Linked DNA regions of Homo sapiens: region 1 is linked to region 2. Evidence: chromatin contacts called from ENCODE Hi-C data. All regions are on one chromosome and are shown on one strand. Each heading gives the region's core, a stretch centred on a gene start or an enhancer-like site at or near the end of the contact. The rest is flanking DNA. Distances are from core to core; before and after follow the strand shown. Region 1 holds the start of C3orf70 (chromosome 3 open reading frame 70). Region 2 overlaps VPS8 (VPS8 subunit of CORVET complex).

Region 1 (4,659 bases), core at 170-2,669, 110 kb before region 2:
CAGGGAAACACTAATTCCCAGCAGTGCACCATGGGAGCAAATGGTTTGTTTCCTCTTCAGTGAATCCAGCCTGGGGTCGGTTCTCAGCAGCAGAGCCTGGCATGGAAAATCTATTTGGAGCAACTTGTCCCCAGGAGGGAAGAGTGCGAGCCAACTGTGTGGGGAAGCCGCAGCCACCACAGGGTCAGTCACACCTGCTGGCCAGAGCAGGCGCTAACACAGAAAGGCAGAGTCCTCCGCATACATGAGTCCTGTTTGTGTGCCCACCCACTCCTATGTACCACACACACCCGATTTGATCCGTATATGCCATGTGCACACTCGACATGCCAGATACACGCACTGCACTGCCACACATATACCATACACACACCACTCTGTATTACTAAGCATACCCACCCCCACAACACGTGCACAAGCACATGCACGTCCAACTACACACATATACATATTCTGCACGCCACACACACTCAACCACACACACACCACCCACACTCCACCTCAGTTATAACATTCATTTCACATACACACGTATACACACACCTCACCAGTCACTTGCATCACGCATACCACCCACCATGTACCATGAACACACCTAACCACACACAACCACACACGCATACCCACCATACATACTCCAAATAATCATACACACGCACGCAACACACACATCCCATGCACACCAAACTACACATACGCAGACACACACACACATCAATGCACCCAGCTTTGTTGCTTTCCCGCTCAACGGAGGCGGGGGTGGGAGGAGAAGGGGGAGGGGCTGCGGTCCCGGCGAAGGTTGGGGCGGGCGCGGGAAGGCCCGGGCGCACTGGCCTGGGGTTTGGGGCGAGGCGGGCAGGGGTTGGCGGTGCTGGCCCCTGACGCGCCCTGTGGCCGCGCTGGGGCAGGAGGCCCGCCCTGGGTGGGGGGAGTGCGCGCGTGTGCACGAGCGTGTGCGCGCCTCCCAGGGGCTCCATGCCCAGACACGGGGAGGTGTGTACGAGGGAGATGTGAGACGCCTGTGGGGACAGGCTGTGTGTGTGAGATCCTCGCTACGCGATGCACCCGGCCCGGGCCACTAGGAGGTTCGGGTGGGCGTGGGCCAGGTGTGCGCAGCCCTCCGTGGAGCGTGTGGACGCGTGTGTCAGTTCTCGGTGGCCAGTGTCACTCGGGGGGAAGTGCATATGTAGGCTGGCGTGCATGTGAGTACAAAGCGGCCGAGGAGTGTGTGTTCACCACGGCCCTCCGTCGGGGTCTTTCTCCGAGGAAGGAGTGAGTATGTGAGGAGGACCTCGCTGTGACCGGCGGGGACGCCGACGGCCAAGCTCCCCAGCGGCGTGTGTGTGAGAAGGCCGGGCTCGCTGAGGAACGTCGCGCGGGGCCGACCGGCGCGCGCCTGTGCGCGTGCGTGTGCGCGTGGGGCGCGGCGCGCGCCGCGCCGGAGGGAGGGAGGCTGCCAGCCCGGACCCGGTCGCAGCGCCCGGGGCGGCTCCTCCTCGAGCCTGGGACCGCCGCGCTCCCGCCGCCGCCGCGTGCTGGCGTGACTCCCGGCCCGTGCCGCGCCCTCCCGCGTCCGCAGCCGGCTCGGCTTCCTGCCCACCCAGACGTCGCTTCTCCCGGGCTCCCGGTGTCGGCTCCGCGCGGAGGGAGAGGAAATGAGTGCGGCGGCCTCGCCGGCGTCGGAGCGGGGTTGGAAGAGCGAGAAACTAGATGAGGCTCAGGCCCTGGCGCGGAGTTGCGCCGCCCGCAGACCCGACTTCCAGCCGTGCGACGGGCTGTCTATCTGTGCCACGCACAGCCATGGCAAGTGCTTCAAGCTGCACTGGTGCTGTCACCTAGGATGGTGTCACTGTAAGTCGAGCCGCGTCTTCCCGCCTTCCGCCGCGGTCCGGGGGACGCCCGCCGGGCCGTCCGGGGTCGCTGCCGGAACTCTGCGGCCGCGGGGCTCCGGGCTCTGCCGGGGCTGCTCTGCCGGAGGCTGGGGCCGCCGTGGGCTCCGGGCCCGCCGGAGCTTTCCTTGCGCCGGACGGCTGGGGTTGGCGCTGCCTTGACGACGAGATGAAATCCCGTGGGGCGCCTCGCTTTCTTTAGCTACTTCTACAAAAGGGAGCTCCCTGTCCCAGGGAAGCGGGAATCTGGTTTTTTTTCTTTTCTTTTTCTTTTTTTGACCAAGGCGTCCAGGCGGTGTTTTGAGAAATGGGAGCGAGCCAGCTGAGTTGGCGACAGCTGTTGGGGATGCCTTTTTTCAAGGTTGCTGGTTAAAGATGCTCCTCTTTTTCTTTCTCACTTTTGTCTTCCTGGGCTGCTATTTAAAAGAAGGAGCCCTTGGATATCCAATTGTTTCCCCCTTGATTGTACCCAAATTGAGAAAAAGCGCTAATGTGGGAGGGATTGCTTCCAAGAAGTTAATATTAACAGTTTGGAAGGTCGAGCTCCTTAAATACCCAGATGTAGAATTTAGAGCCAAATAAATGAGACTTATAAAATTACAAAATAAAATGAGTGAAAGTAAGCTTAATAGTCTTAAACCAATTTATAAAAGCTAGAACCAAATGGTCTAAACCCTTTCTCTGTGTTTAGCCTCCTGCCTGTGATTTTTAAATAGATTAAACTTAAGTAGCCATTTAATTAGAATTTCACAATTTGATTAGCTAATAGTATTTGGACTATATCCGATGAATCATTCATTTTAAGAAATATATTCTAAAGTTAGTTTCCACATATATTTGTAATAGAGGGTTTTGGAGTGCTTATTTAGGACATTTTCCAAGTGATCTTAAGTTAAAATGAATTTTTCTTTGTTGAGAAAAAAATAGCTGACAACCAGGAATGCAGTACATAACAAATCCTTATTTACATTAATCGAACATAAATGAATATTTTAAATCGAATTTATGAATTCAAGGATAGAGGATCATTTTCTTTACAAATTCCAGGCACATAGAACAGTATTGATTTCTGGTGTTCCATTTGCTTATGGGCCAGTTTCTTCCTATTTCTCATTATTCCTGTTGTGCTCAGATCTGTTCTCTTTTGTTAGTATAAAGCATTGCTTCACGGTGGGACAGGGTACCGAGTTGGAAGTAGCAACTCTAGGAAACCTGGGATGCTGAAGTGCACAAGTAGAATCTGGACTTTCATTCATTTCGTGGGAAAGTATAGAATCGTTGTGTAAAATGTGAGGAATGTTCAAGATAGTCCAGGTTACTGTCTGTCTTATTTTGACAGTGTCTTCTCTAAGTACACCGTTACTGATGGGAACCTTGCAGTTTTCTCAGACAGCTTCTCCCTTCATTAGCCTTGACTCTTAAAATACTCTTCCTTATATGGAGCTGAAATCAGTTACTTTCTAACTTCTTTCTTCTGCTCCTATTTCTGCCTTATGAAATCATATAGAACAATTGAATCCTTTTTTAGATCATGGCTGTTTCAACTCTTCATATATACATTGCTGAATATACATATGAATGTCTTGCACATATGGACTGTCTTCTCTCTGTATCCCTGGCCATTCTCACAATGTCTTTCCTGAAATAGGTTTAACAATAATGTTCATTGAATGACTGAATGAAGCTAGTGATCATCTTTCTCTTAAGGCATTTCTTTGTCCTATTTATACATTTCCAGTCCCTTCTGCCTTTCCTTTTATGGAATAGTATTCAGGCTCCTAAGCATCTTGGTTGTTCTCTTCTGAACATGTGCCAAGGTGGTTTTGATCCTTTGAAGACTGTGGCCCCTAGAAAGGTAGACAATATTCCAGTTGTGGTCTGATCAGTCTAGAGTTGAACAAGACCACTACCTCCCATGTTCGAGATACTGCTATTGCTGCAGCTAGCATCACATTAGCTTTTCTGATATCTTCATCACATACTGAGCTTGCTGCTGTCAGATTGAACTAAGCTTGCCATCAAAGCCATTGAGCTGTTTTGTTTTTTTTTAACATATGTGACAAGCCACTGTTTGCCCATCTCACACTTATATTTTTGGACACAGGTACTGATCCCTTAGATATCTTTTCCTATTAAATTTCATTTCATTAGAATGAGCCTAATTTTGTGTGTGTGTGTTTTTAGATCCTGGCTCTTTCTTAATATATTTATAAGCTGTTTGTCCTAGGTTCATGTCATCCACATACTGGATACCAACAGTAGTACAGTACATGTTCATAAAAGTTACTGATAAAATTGTTGAACAAGAGAAAGCCACAGATAGAGTCCTGAAGCTTGCGGGTAGAACTGCCCTTCAGGTTGATAGCAATTCATTAATGAGCACTTGTTAGTTATGATTGTTCAAACAATTACCTAGCCACCTAGTTGCACTGTTATCCATCTTATATTTATCTTGTATATGGGTGTAATGAAAACCTGGTCAAATACCTTATTGAAATCCTACCAACACACTGTTTTTACTGCCTCTTTTTGATCTGTGACCTATCTGTACATACACTCTTTTTTTAAAAAAAAACAAGAAATTAGGTTAATCTGGTAAAACTCAGGTTGATTCCACAAATGGTTACCATTTTCTTTTCTAAATGGTTAGAAACTGTTTTAAAATAAATAATCTGAATTTAGAAAAGGATTGACGTCAAGTATACTGGACTGTCGTTGGCAGTTGTTTCTGTTTTTTAAAAAATCAGGACTACAGTTATTTGTTCTTTTC
Region 2 (4,960 bases), core at 2,459-4,958:
GAGGGGACAGAAGGGTTTCTAGCCAATCAGAAGACCTGCAGTGGCCTCCGTGAGTGATAAGGAGGCCCCACCCGGGGTAGTGGTAAAAGAGGGATTAGTAGACAAGATCCCACAGGATGTCCCCAGTCAGGTGGCAGGAAGGTGAGGAGTGAGCCTAGTGCTGCCAGGTCTCTGCTCTAGGTGGTTGGATGACAGAGGTATCATTCCTGAGGCAGGCACCAGGCATGAAGAACAGGTCGAGAAAGCGATGAGTACATGTCCAAAGTGCCTGGGGGACACCCGGTCTGATGTGGTGGCAGTGACTGATAGAAGCCCTCCAGTCTGTACTCTTCTTCCACAGTTAGATTAGACCAAGAATTGTAGCCCAAGGTCTTTTGGAATAAAAATCAATTTTCCCAGTCTCCATTGCAGTGAGGTATGGTCATGGGTCTAAATTCTAGACAGTGGAGGTAAGTGGAAGCAACCATGTTGAACCATACGAGTTTAAGTCATGTGCTAAGGAAGGCAGAGCAACAGGACAGAAGAAAGCTGAAGGGAGGTACGTGGATGTGCCCTGGCTGGCTGCATTTACACTTCTCTCTTGCTTAAACCACTACTACTTTGCATTTGTCTTTCATGGCCAAAACTAATTCAACCAGTGCAGATGCCCAGGAGGGTCTAGGGCTTCGGACAGATTGGGCACCTATCCATATCCTAAGCAAAGCCCTCCTGGGATCAACCTTCTGGCCTGCTCTCTCTGGAGGGAGGTCAAACACAGAGGCCCTTCTGTGTCCTCACAGCTCATGGTACGTAGGGGACAGACAGCTTTCTACTTCCTTTGCTCTCTTTGCCAAGCTCTGAGTGCTCCTTGGGGCCAGGGTCTGTTGTCCATGTAGCCATAACAGGGATGCCAGGGCACCTTCCAGGCTAGAAGGAGGCTAGAGGGAGGTTCCAAGACACTGCCTGTCTAAAGCAGTAAACTATAAATAGGGAAATAAAAATATAAACAACCACGCAAACATTACCCTGGAGCTTCCTCGGTAGAGACGGCAAAGCTGATCAAATGCTTGGATTTGCTGTGGATCCAGAACAGGTTCTGAGGTTCCCTGAAAAATAAAAACCGATACGATTAACAACATCACGTGGCTAGGCAGCCTCTCAACTTGCTCTACACGATGCTGAAGCATAACATGGTGCTTCCTTCATTCTCCTGAAAACAATCCATGCTACCAGCTATTAGTGAGATATATACTGAACATGAGTTAGAAATCGGCACGTCCCCTAAGATCCCTCCTTGGTGTGGCTGCAGGTTGACCTGTCTGTGGACCCTTTTCCCAATGGAGTCTCCAAATGTCCCGTATGTATAGGTTCCTTTCAGGTTTCTTGATCCCTCTTTGGCACCATTATGCAGAGCTAGTTAGTTCCTTCCAGCCTTGCATTCCCATGTCCATCACTTCATACGGCCAGCAAAGATACCGCTTTTCTCTGTCATGGTAACAGGAGACGCACTGTCATTTAAAAATCTCATCCCTGTCTCATTATAAAGCTGGTCGCCACCTATGGGGTTGCAAGATTCGTCTGCTGCTTTTGGGAAAAGGGCCGGTCTAGCCTGCTCTTACAGCAGCCATGTTTTGTTCCACCTGTTATTGTGGTGGGACCTGCCAAACTGCGGTTCTTCTCTCAGTGGACCTGATCCAGCTCATATGCAGAGAGAAGAAATGGGATCCTGGGGGAGGCGGCCATAAGCTTTGGAGTCAGAGGAGAATCTGGATACTAGTTCTGACAGTAACCTGCTATGTAACTTTAGGCAAGTCACCTCACTTCTCTAAGCCTCAATTGCCTCACCTGTGGGAAGGAAGGGGTAATGCTTACCTTTTGAGATTACCAAAAATTAAATGAGATATATATTTAAAGTGTCGCCTGCCTAGTACCAGGCGAGGGCTCAGTATACGCTAGCTTTTCTTACAATTCAGAGATACCCATAGTTAAAAGTTGATTTCAGAAGTGTTTTTGTTTATGTATAAGATTGGTAAAAGGACGTTTTTCTTTGCCCTATATCATGAACCTGTCCCAAGCGTCTGCACTGCACAGGTTGGTGGGTAAGAGCCTGCACTGCAGAGTTCATCAGCCTAAGCCCAAACCCTGGCTTTAGCAATTACTAGCAGCATAATCTTAGGCAAGTTCTCCGAGTTGGGTACTTTTTGCTTGTTTGTTTGTTTTTGCTCACATGGGGATAATGACTATAGCTACATCACATAAAGTGGCTATGAAGATTCAAGAAGGTAATGCACACAGAACACGTAGCAGATGCACGGGACTCTGCAAGTTCTCACTGAGCGCTACTAACTAGAGAGCACAGGAAGGCCCGCAGGTACTGCGCACAGAGCCAGTCTCCAAGAAGCAACATCATGTGGCCCTCGTCCTGATGTGGCTACAGAAACAGAAAGGAAGGGGACATCAGAGCAACGTGCACAGGCAAAACTGGGTAATGAAGGAGGTTGGGGGATGTGCAGGAGAGGGTATGCCGAGTGTGAGAGGGAAAACTTTATGGAAATGAGAGCTGCTAAGGTCAGCTCCCTCTGTCTTGCTCACCAGTGCCCAGTACTGTGCTTGCACAGAGCAGCCACAGAGTCATCATCTGCTGATCAAATGAAGGGATGGGAGGGCCGGCATGCAGATTTCTGATTTCTTACTATTTATCACTGGCGTTGTGACCAACCCTCGCCATGCAGTAAGAACACAGGGCAGGGCTCTGACACACTTGGGCTCAATCTGGACTCTGCCCAAGACTAGGTGAGTGGCTCTGGGCAAGGAATTTAGCTTCTCTCAGTCTCAGTTTCTTTATCTGTAAAACTCTACTTTGCAGAATTGTTATGAAAATTAGACATAATGTATGGGCTTGGCATCTATTTGATGTTCAATCAATGGCAGTAATTACTGCGATTGTGTTGTTTATACTCCCAGAGAGAAGTGTCCCCCTAGAAAGAACAATGGGATGAAATCAGGAAACATGGGCTCCAATCCTGTTACCAGCTCCCTGTATAACCTGAGGAGGTCACATCTCTCCTCTGAGTCTTTGTTCCAATTGATCAAAGGGCAATGCCACCTCAGGCCACACTCCACCATCCAGGGAAGAGGTGGGCACCATGAGATTAACAGGCATTTAGGGCATGAAAGTTTCAAGAAAAACAGTAATGTTTACTGAGCCTAATCATGGCTTTTATCTTTTACTGCATATTCAGAAGCAAATTAGGGGCAATGTCACAAAGATACATGGCAGCCCTGAAGATAAGTAACAGTTTCCGTCTACAGATGCCAAATTAAGGTCAGACAAAAAATAAAGGGGAAGCAACCAAATATGAACATAATCTCTGTTCACTCCAAAAACATAAAAGTATTCTCAGACCACTAAACCTCCCCAAGGATAAAACTGGTTAGGAGTGATTTTCCAACTGGAAGAGAAGGAAAAATGCATTTGCTGCTGTCTGTTAGAGCAAATTTCTTTCTTCCCATGTAACAAAGTCCAGTGTTAAGAGCTAAAAATTAAACTGTAGTGAATACGAGAGGAAGAAACAGTGGCAACCCTGGAAATGACCTTGTAGTACTCAGCATTAAAGGAAATCCTGTGGAAAACGAGGTCCTGATGATCTCTGAGAGCCCCAGGGAGAGGGGTGTTGGGCTAACATGGGGTGCCAGCACATTGCAAAGCTCAGTGACTCACAGATGTGGAAGTGGGAGCAGTAACTACATCCGCTGGAAGGAAGAAAACAAATCAGGGCTTTCAGGATCCACAGACCTCTTTTTTTTTTTTTTTTTTTTAGACGGAGTCTTGCTCTGTCACCCAGGCTGGAGTGCAGTGGCGTGATCTCAGCTCACTGAAACCTCAGCGTCCCAGGTTCAAGCAATTCTACTACCTCAGCTGAGTAGGAGAGATTATAGGCATGTACCACCATGCTCGGCTAGTTTTTGTGTTTTTAGTAGAGATGGGGTTTCACCATGTTGGTCAGGCTGGTCTTGAATTCCTGACCTCAGGTGGTCCACCTGCCTCGGCCTCCCAAAGTGCTGGGATTACAGGCATGAGTCACCGTGCCCGGTCACAGACCTCTTAACAAACATATCAAGCTCTGATATAGGAAAACAACCATGATCCACTGCCACCCTACAGGGCAAGTTCTCAAGAACAGGGATGGTACTACTCCTAGGGATACTGGACACGAAGCCTTCCAAATCATACTTGAAGACACGGACAGTCACAGAAGCCTGAGCTCGGCTTGTTCGTTTCTTACTCTCTACAATTACTAAGATCCTGAAATCAAAACCCTAACACTTCCTTTCCTAATTATCTTTCTACACTAACACATGAGAAGATCAAACCTAGTTTGCGAGAGACACGGGCCACTTTGTATTGACACTGGTGGCAATGAAGGTGGAGATGGAGTAGGACGAGTGGACTGAGAAGCATATTTCCACCTTTTCTCCCTGCCTGCCCTCCACCTCACTTTCAAATCTTTCCTTGTATCTCTTATAGCCTCAGCCAGTCTTTTGCCACCACCTAAGCTGTTTCACACTGGAGGTCCTTAATAGTTAAAAGTTTTGCCTAAATCAAAGTTTGGCTTCAGAGATAAAGGAAAAGCCACACACCTCCTTCCCCTCTGCAACCAGGAAATACCTTTTCTAAATTCCCATCCACAACACAGTTTGCTCTCAGATTGAACCTGACTCTTCATAGACCCTCATTCTCCAATGCCTCAAAACTCTCAGTAGGTCCCAGCTAATAATGAATTAGGTAATGAAATACTACAACAGGCAGACAAGTTGCTAAGCTGCCTAGAGAGAGGAGGGGAAAATGTGGCAGAAAGTCTCTGCAGGAGATTCATTTAGAGTAGTAGTCATGACCCTAGAATGAGCAGTTCTAAGGGAGGCGAGTGCTTGAGGCCACAGAGACAGACTGAAAGGCTCAGTGAAAAATAACCTTAAAAAC

Evidence for each region. Hi-C counts contacts between places; a loop is a spot of excess contacts on that map. Pooled maps may share reads with other maps.
Region 1: a loop to region 2 is called in a map of endothelial cell of umbilical vein, with 2.5 times the contacts of the local background. The contact joins the promoter of C3orf70 here to the enhancer-like site in region 2. A Hi-C loop is called at or near these places in 2 of 168 maps with a recorded cell type or tissue (cardiac septum and endothelial cell of umbilical vein) and 1 of 50 pooled maps.

What each region holds. Positions count from the first base shown.
Region 1 is chr3:185,149,820-185,154,478 of GRCh38, reverse strand. C3orf70 (chromosome 3 open reading frame 70) reads left to right here and starts at 1,419. Exons shown (of 2, transcript NM_001025266.3): 1 at 1,419-1,851. The coding sequence starts at 1,656. RefSeq lists an enhancer at 1,234-1,373 and a silencer at 1,794-2,013.
Region 2 is chr3:185,044,604-185,049,563 of GRCh38, reverse strand. VPS8 (VPS8 subunit of CORVET complex) reads right to left here. Exons shown (of 48, transcript NM_001009921.3): 47 at 1,005-1,085. Among named protein-coding and RNA genes, the nearest start is that of C3orf70, 110 kb to the left of the region's middle. Within about 2 kb of position 3,708, at least 7 of the 41 ENCODE cell types and tissues checked have a DNase peak (open chromatin) inside an H3K27ac peak, as active enhancers do; they include endothelial cell of umbilical vein, where a contact is called at or near this core.